Linked DNA regions of Mus musculus: region 2 is linked to region 1. Evidence: chromatin loops called from intact Hi-C (ENCODE). Cell type or tissue: gastrocnemius. All regions are shown on one strand. Each heading gives the region's core, and the rest is flanking DNA. Links, peaks and the distances in the headings are about the cores only. Region 1 has its middle 87 kb from the start of Gm38791. Region 2 has its middle 17 kb from the start of Gm38791.

The links. A loop is a pair of places that touch in the nucleus more often than their neighbours do. Peaks named below come from ENCODE experiments on the same cell type or tissue, not always from the same donor. Only the 100,000 strongest peaks of a DNase experiment are listed, where the experiment ranks them.
Region 2: a loop joins it to region 1, with 2.2 times the contacts of the local background. A loop is called at or near these places in 2 of 42 quality-filtered maps.

What each region holds. Positions count from the first base shown.
Region 1 is chr6:37,625,899-37,630,300 of GRCm38, reverse strand. No RefSeq gene overlaps it. Among named protein-coding and RNA genes, the nearest start is that of Gm38791, 87 kb to the left of the region's middle. In gastrocnemius, for the core only: no CTCF peak of the experiment used is centred there; no DNase peak of the experiment used is centred there; H3K27ac peaks cover 1,068 bases.
Region 2 is chr6:37,694,976-37,699,377 of GRCm38, reverse strand. No RefSeq gene overlaps it. Among named protein-coding and RNA genes, the nearest start is that of Gm38791, 17 kb to the left of the region's middle. In gastrocnemius, for the core only: no CTCF peak of the experiment used is centred there; no DNase peak of the experiment used is centred there.

The sequences.
Region 1 (4,402 bases), core at 333-4,332:
ATGAAACAGGAAACCTTCCAGAAACTCAGGGTCCAGCTAACTTGTATACACGACAGTAAACAACAAAAAAACCCTGTCTCAAATAAGATGGAAGGGCTGATACCCAAAATTGTCCTCTGACCTTCACACACAAATCCCCTCACACAAACACAAGTACATCACACACACACACACACACACACACACACACACACACACACAGAGAGAGAGAGAGAGAGAGAGAGAGAGAGAGAGAGAGAGCCACCAACTCAGAAAGAGATCTACTATATGGCACAGTTGTTCTAGTTAGGTTTCTATTGCTGCAGTGTAATGAAACATCATGACTACAAAGCAAGTTGGAGAGAAAAGGGTTTATTCAGCTCGTATTTCCAAAGTGCTGTTCACCACTGAAGGAAGTCAGGAAGTCAGGACAGGAACTAAAACAGAGCAGGAACTGGCAGGCAGGAATTGATAGAGAGGCCATGGAGGGGTGCTGCTTACTGGCTTGCTCATCATTGCTTGCTCAGCTTTTCTTAAAGAACCCAGGACCACCAGCCTAGGGATGGTTCAAACTACCGTGGTCTGGACCCTCTCCCATTGAACACTAATTGAGCAAATGCCTTACTGCTGGATCTCTTGGAGGCATTTCCTTACCTGAGGCTCCCTTCTGATGACTCTAGCTTGTATCAAGTTGATACATAAAACCAGCCAGTACACCGTATACATACCACTTGGGTATTTTCTCAAAGACTCTTAGTCAACACATCTCACAAACACATATCAATATATGCTGTAACAATCTTTGTAGTAGCTTCTATTGAGACCGCCTATTGTATCAAATACTAGAGTGATGAATAAAGAAAATGTAGGATATACACTTAATGGAATTTTTTGTACATTTATTTATTTATGGAATGGGTCATACATGTGCCACAATATGTACATAGAGGTCCTGGGACAACTTGCAGGAGTCAGTTCTCTCCTACCATGTGGGTTCTAGGTATTGAACTCATATCATTAGATTTGGTGGCTATTGTGTGACAAAACTTTTCCTGAGGAGACACAATACACATATCTACTCACCCCAGTAGGAAATGCACAACAGTACAGACTCAATCCAAGTCCAGTTTGGTGAACCAACAGATTACTTACTGGGGTTACTTACAGGAATATGGGAGAGGGGTCACTTACAGTAGCAGAAATGACTATGACGCAAAGACAACTGCACCACCAAGACCCATCCCAGGATAGGTGACAGCCCACAAAGCTGGGAACCTGGAGCACACTGCAGACAGCTCAAACGTTTGGAGAGTGTCCTTTCTAGGTTGGACCAAACCTCTTCCAGCAGTTGAGCTGCTTTCTGCTCCTTCCAGGTAGCTAGTCTGGTTTCAAATTTTGTTTGCATCTTGTCTGAGAGTCTTCTTTATAGCTTAGTTCAGTTACTCTGAAAGAGTCTCTCTGCTTTTATTGTTTACTCTGGCAGGAAGGGCCTAGTGGATCTGCTCAGTTTCAGGGACTTCCAGAAAATATTTTGAGTTGATTACCTTCCTGTTTAAAGAGTTTCCCAGCAGGGTGGAATGCTACAACCTTGAAGGAAACGTATACAACAGTGGTGTCTTAGGGATTTATTGCTGTGAATAGATGCTATGACCACAGTAAGTCTTATAAAGGAAAACATTTAATTGGGGATGGCTTCAAGTGCAGAGGTTTGTCCATTATCATCATGGTGGCACACGGGCTGGCATGGTGCTGGAGAGGAGGTGATGAGAGTTCCACATCTAGATCCATAGGCAGCAGGAAGAGTAAGAGACACTGGGCCTGGCTTGAGTAGTTGAGACCTCACACAGTGACACACCTCTTCTCACAAAGCCACAACTACTCCGACAAGGCCCCACCTCCTAATAGTGCCATTTTTTATAGTCCTATGGGGCCATTTTCATTCAAACCAATGGCAAGCACCTTCACCTGCTGGACCATATTGCTGGTCCCCAAATGGATTTTTTTTCAATCATTAAGGATGAATCTATGGATCCAGAAAGATGGCTAAACAGTTAAGAGTGCTGGTTGCTCTTCTGGAACCTAGGTTTGATTCCCAGCCCCTTACATAGCAGCTCATACCTGTCTATAACTCCAGTTTTAGGATATCTTATGCCTGACCTCTGCAGTCATCAGGCAAGCAAGCAAAACATCCCAACACATAAAATGGAAAACAAACAAACCCCTTAATCACTAGTGAAGTTTATGTCATTTGCAGGGCAATGCATGCAGCAGGGGGTAATCACATTGAGCGATTCTTAGAAAGATAAGTATCATTTTTCTATCAATTGCTTATCTTAGATTTTATATAGGTACAAAAGATTGTGTATGTGTCATATAAAAATAGAACCAAAATGCTCTAGGTGGACAAAGGATACTAATTGCAGGAGGAAGGAGCAAAATGAGGGGATAAGAGTCTGAGGGGAATGTGCTTAATGTATAATATGTATACATGTAGGAAAGCTTAGAATAAATTAACAAGGAAAACAAACAAACAAAAGCCCTTAATGGTCAGGGCATACTTATGGCAGGGACCTCCATTTTATTCAACTTTAGCACCAAAATCAATCAACAAATTCTAGCCGTGGCAAAAAATGTTGTGTGTTTTCTATAGACGTGGAATATTGGGATGCCAGTCGCATCTTCTGCAGGACTTTGCAGCTGAATTCCTGGTGCCAGCTCTGGTGTCTTTGCGACATTTTCTTATCACTGATCTTTTCCCCAATTCAGCTTTTGTAGGCATTCTTCTGAGAATTAATATGGTATCTATCAACCTGTCTTAACAGCCCCACTCCCACTCCCATTCTGATAAATTCAAGCCTGGAAAGATAATGCTGTGAACCAGTGGAAAGCTAACTTTATGTCTGCTGTAGGGATTCCTGCACACAAGTTAATCAAGGCGAGCAGGTGCTTCCTGTTGATAAGCTAGCCTTATTCAGAAAGTTGTATGACCCGGACTAAAAGTGACCAAGTTATCAGGGCAATGGCTGCTTTCTCCCTTCTTGTTTGGTTTTCAGGACTGTGAATTGAACCCAGGGTTTCACGCATGTCAGACACGTATTCTACCTCTGAGCTATATTCCCAATTCCTCTCCACACCCATTTAAAGATTTGTTATGTCCACCAAAGTTGAACTTCTGTGTTGGCCACTCTACCTCATTCCTGAAGCCCAAAGTATTCCTCTGCTGAGACACTGGGGACCTGGACTTGACAATGCTCCTCTTGCTGTAAGGCTAGCGTGTGCACTCTTTCACGCTGTGTAGATTTTGTGGAAGAGTCAGTAGTCGGCATTTATATTCTCTATGTATATGCTGGAGCTAAGTCCTGTAAAATGTCTACCTACATACATGTATGCTCTTAAAACAATATTTTTAAAGGCTTATTTTAGGACTATAGAAATGGCTCAGCAGTTAAGAGCATTTACTTCTCTTGGAGAGGACTCAAGTTCTTTTTTTACATGGTAGTTCTCAGTTGTCCCTAACTTCAGTTCAAGGGAATCCAACAGCTCTCCTGTATGCATACACAAATACACATAAAATATATAAATGTTTTAAAGGATGTATAGGCATGTATCTGTGTGTGGGTATGTGTGTGTGAGCTGGGTGCCCTCAGAGGTTACTAGATCCTCTAGAGTTAGGCAGTTGGGAGCTACCCAAATGAACTAGCTCCTGAACACTGAACTCAGGCTCTCTGTAAGAACAGCAAGTACTCTGAACTGTTAAGCTATCTCTCCAGCCCCATACCTTCATTTTGAAAGCCAGCAATCTAGTTTTTTTCCACATAGCTTATAATGTGTTATATCTAAAATCGTTATACAGTTTTTAATATAAAGTATTCAAGTAATATATCATTAGATATTGATGTGTGTACTCTGAGAAAATATTTCACATATAATGTTAGCATTTGAGGTTTTTTCTTCCAAATGAATAAAATTCCCATTATTATGCTCATAAAGTTCTTGGTTGGCTGACCAAAAATGAATCATTTAGACGATGTGTTGGATAATATCACACTCATATTTTATTTCCAGATAGTATCAGTTTTATAGCATTAACAGCTATAGTTATGGATTAAATCATATTTCTATCTTAATTGCCTAATACCATTGCTGATGTATTCATACATATTAAGGGTTTATGATAAGCTCTGCCAATTTTTCCTATTTTCAACTTTTGTTTGGATTATTTTTTCTTCATTCATAAAGTCTTTGACATAAACACAAAATACGGACTACTTCAAAGCAGAAAAACGGTAATTTTTTTATTATTTAGGAGACTTTGTATATAACGATTCCAAGAACCTACTACAAATCAGTTGGTATAGGTGGTTATGAACAGAGTTTCTTTTATTCAAATTAAATTAATAAATTAATATGTGTAAATATCCAT
Region 2 (4,402 bases), core at 155-4,154, 69 kb before region 1:
GGCTATGCCTGCCTCTGCTTTTCCAGGAGTGCATTACAAGCCCACACCACTCGACCCAGCTTGGTTTTACTTGGTCGGTGAACCCTGGTTCCTATGCTTCGGTGGCACAGACTTCATCAGTTGAGCTAGTTCTTTTGTTTTTTTGAGGGAGGGTCTCTCATAGACCAAACCTGCTATATAATGAATGATAACCTTGAACGTTTGATCACCTCATTTCTGCCTCCCAAGTACTGGAGTTACAGGTGTGTACTACCGAGCTTGATTTATGAGATGCTGGGGATCAAACGCAGGGCCTTGGGTGTGTTAGGCAAACATTACACACCTAAGACACATCATCCCCAGCTAAAATAGTCAAGAAACAACAAAGCCAGGAAGGGAATTCTGAGCTTGAGTATAAAGCAAGTGCCTTTGCAGAATGGAGAAGCTATGGCCAGGTGATAAAAGTTTGGTCAGTCTCCTGAGCCCTCTCTTCTTGGTTTGGCCTATAATTGGCCCTCTAAGCCCTGAACCTACTGGGTCTATTTTCACAAGAATGCTGCCTGTGATTTATATCTGATTGCATCCCTTACCTAGCCTTTAGTGAGAATCTTGTTGGGCCAGTCTAACAACAGCTCCCCACCCATGATGCCTAATGAGGTCACCTTTAGTTATTTTTCTCAGCTGGTCCCTTGGCTCTGCTTGTTGGCTCTAAATCCCTGCCATCTTTGCTGTGCTTGGAGCTGAGTTTAGCTGTACACTGAGACCTTGCTTCCTAGTAACTCAGGTGTAATGCCTGATAATGCCATTTGCATCATGTCCAGTGTGTCATTTCTCTTTTACAGTAGCTCTAGAGTCATTCAGCAACCATGTTTGAAGATAGAGTAGATGTCCTTGACTTCAGGCCTTGAAGTGGTGGAAGTGGGAGGGAGGAAAGGTGCCTTGGTTTCCCCTTTCTCTCCTGCTTCTGACATTCAGGCTTGGTGAGGCCTTGGGTTTGATACCCAAGGGTGGAAAAAATAAATCTTAGTGGCATCATCAAGAGAGAAGAATAAGTTCTAACCTTTGTATGTTTACAAAAACGCTAACTTAGTATCTATGTGTAGATAACAATACCTAGAAGCTATACAAAATAATTTGAATATATAAATTTTTTAACCTTTTTGCTAATAAATTTTTATTCATTACTTATCATCTATCTATCTATCTATCTATCTATCTATCTATCATCTATCTGTGTGTATGAATATTTTGCCTGCATATGTTCATATGTTTTTGTGCACCACATGCATGCAATGTTCATGGAAACCAGAAGACATTGTCTGAACTAGAGTTACAGACAGTTGTGAGCCACCACACAGGTGCTAAGAACCTGACCTGTAGAATCCAAAATAAGTTCAAAACCACCCAGCCCCTTCCCTTCTGAAGGGAATGACCTGACTAAGCTTGCAGCTGCCAAAACAAGATTAACAATTCTCGGAAAAATAACCATAACAAAAATAACATTTCCCAGAAAAATTCCCCTACTCCGCCCCACACTGAATTATGAGAAAAACCACAAACTGCCCTGACTTTGCTGCCAGAATTCCTCATGATGTTAATAGGTGACCCATAAGTTCAAAAATATACTGCTGCATTGCTGACCAATTATAATATAGCCGTTCAACACACACCTCCAAAAGAGTATAAAAGAGCTGTGCTTTTTAAGTTCGGGGTTGACTCTCCCTGCGAGGCTGAGCAACCCCACGTGTGTCGGAACAATAAACCTCTTGACATTGCAGCAATCTGCCATCAAGTTGTGTTTTTGGGGGGTCACACACTCAATACTAAGGCCTTAGGGTCTTACAGACGTACAGAGCAGAAAGTATTCTTAACCACTAAGCCATCTCTCTATCCCTGAAAAATATGATTTAAAAACCAAAAGTTCAGACTAGGGTATGGGCTCAGTACTTGCCTAGCCTGGGCAAAGCTCTAGATTTAATCCTTAGCACAACATAAAACCAGGCATGGTGGCTCGGTCCTATATCTCGGCACTTGGGAGGCAAAAGTAGAAGCCTCAGGAGGTCATGGTCATGTCTTTAGTTCTGGCACTTGGGGGGAGAGTCAGGTGACTATCTATCTGAATAAATCTATAAATGAATTAAAAAATAAAAGAAGTTGTTTGGGGCCATCTTCAGCCATATAGCAAGTTCTTGGTTAGCTTGAGCTTCATGATACCTTGTCTAAAAAATAAAGAAACAAACTCCCCCTGCTCCCCAAACCATGATTTATCTGTGTTTCCTTCAGACATTTTAGATTTAAGGATACATCAAACTGAAAGGAAGGGATGCTAAAAGGAGTTAAACAGAAAGAAAATAAAAGATAGCAGGGATGACCATCCTTGTATTAGACAAAGTAGAGTCCAAGTCAAGTCATTGCAAGGAGCTAGAGAGAAGGCTCAACAGTTAAGAGCACTAGTTGATGCTTTCTCAGATGACCCAGGCTCAATTCACAGCACCCACATGATGGCTCACAAATCTTACTAACCGAAGTTTCAGGGAATCTGATACTTTCTTTTGCCCCCTACAGGCACTAGGCACACAGGTGGTGCACAAACATACAGGCAGATAAAGTACCTGTATATGTAAATAAAGTTAATTGAAAAAAAGAATAGAATCTAAGTTCTGTCTTCTCTCTTGGTGGAAATCAAAGTGTAGCAGCAGCCACAGCAGGAGGAGGATAGGATGAGGAGGAAAGAAGAGGAAGAGGAAAAGGAAGAAGAAGGAGGAGGAGAAGAAACAGAATATTCATATAGTGGTATGCCATTTAACTTTACTAAAAGGAAATATGACCACTTGACAACTCCATGTATGAACCTGAAGAGCATTCTCTTAAATAAAACAAAACACTTGGATGATATTTCAAAGACAGTTCAACTCAGAATCAGAGAATGGAGATAGACATAGAGCTCAGTGATAGAGAACTTTAAATTTATTATATTTGTTTTATGAGTGTTTTGCCTGAATGTATATATGTACACTACATGCATGCAGCATCCTTGGAGGCTAGAAAAGGGTATCAGATCTCCTGAAACTAGAGTTACAGATGGTTGTAAGTCTCCCTGCAGATCTCCTGAAACTAGAGTTACAGATGGTTGTAAGTCTCTCTGCAGGTGCTAGGCAACAAACCTAGGCCACCTGGAAGAGTAGCAAGTGCTTGTAACCATTGAGCCTTGTCTCCAGACTCTAGAGTTCTTTTCTAACAGACATGAAATCCTGAGCTCAGCCCCAGTACAAAAATATCAGAAAATTTGATGGTGAATCAGTGGTTGCCAGAGACTGAATGAGGGTGGGAGTCAGACATTTGTCAAATGGCACAAGGTCTTATTATGTACGATTTAGAAGGGAGTTGGGAATCTAGCTCAATCTCTGGCATGTTTGCTAGCAATCTCCCACCCTACCCACCCTGGGCTCAGTCTCCAACAATGAATCAACTGGATCTGGTGGTGTGATGGTTTGTGTATTCTTGGACCAGGGAGTAGCACCATTTGGAGGTGTGGCCTTGTTGGAATAGGTGTGACCTGGTTGGAGTAAGCGTGTCACTGTGGGTGTGGGCTTAAGACTCTCACCCCAGTTGCCTGGAAGTCAGTCTTCCACTAGCAGCCTTTGGATGAAGATGTAGAACTCTCTGCTTTGCCTGTGCCATGCCTGCCTGGATGCTGCCATGCTCCCACCTTGATGATAATGGGCTGAACCTCTGAACCTGTAAGCCAGCCCCAATTAAATGTTGTTTTTATAAGACTTGCCTTGGTCATGGTGTCTGTTCACAGCAGTAAAACCCTAACTAAGACAGGCGGATAGAATTTCAAAGTCATTCTCAGCTACACACCTAGTTTGAGACCAACTTGAGATAGACTGTGTTCTCAAAGAGTGGTGAGTGAATGAAGCCTGGAGAAATGGTCTCAGTGGGCAGGAGCACTTTCTGTGCAAATGTGACCACTTGTGTTTAAATCCATTGCACCCACATCAAAAACTGGGAATGGCTGTGTGTGTAGACCTGTAACCCCATCCTTAGGGTTGGTGGACACAGGAGAATTATTGTGAATTTCTGGCTACCAGTCAAGCACCATGTTCAAGGGAATAAGATAGAACAAGACACCTGTTGTTCTCCTCTGGCCTCCAAGTGTACTTACATGAACACTGCCGTCTTCCCCAAGGATTTAAGTCCAAGGAGAAACTTTTGGAGGCAGTGGTGGTTTGATTGAAAAATTTCCCCTTAGGCTCAGATGTCTGAAAGATCATTTCCCAGTTGGTGAATGTGTAGCCTTATTGGAGGAAGTATATAACTGGGATAGGCTTTGGTGTCTCAAGGCCACATGCAGTTCCAAGTTCTTTCTCTCTGCTTTCTGCTTGCAGGTCAAGATGTGAGGTCTTAGGCTATTGCTCCA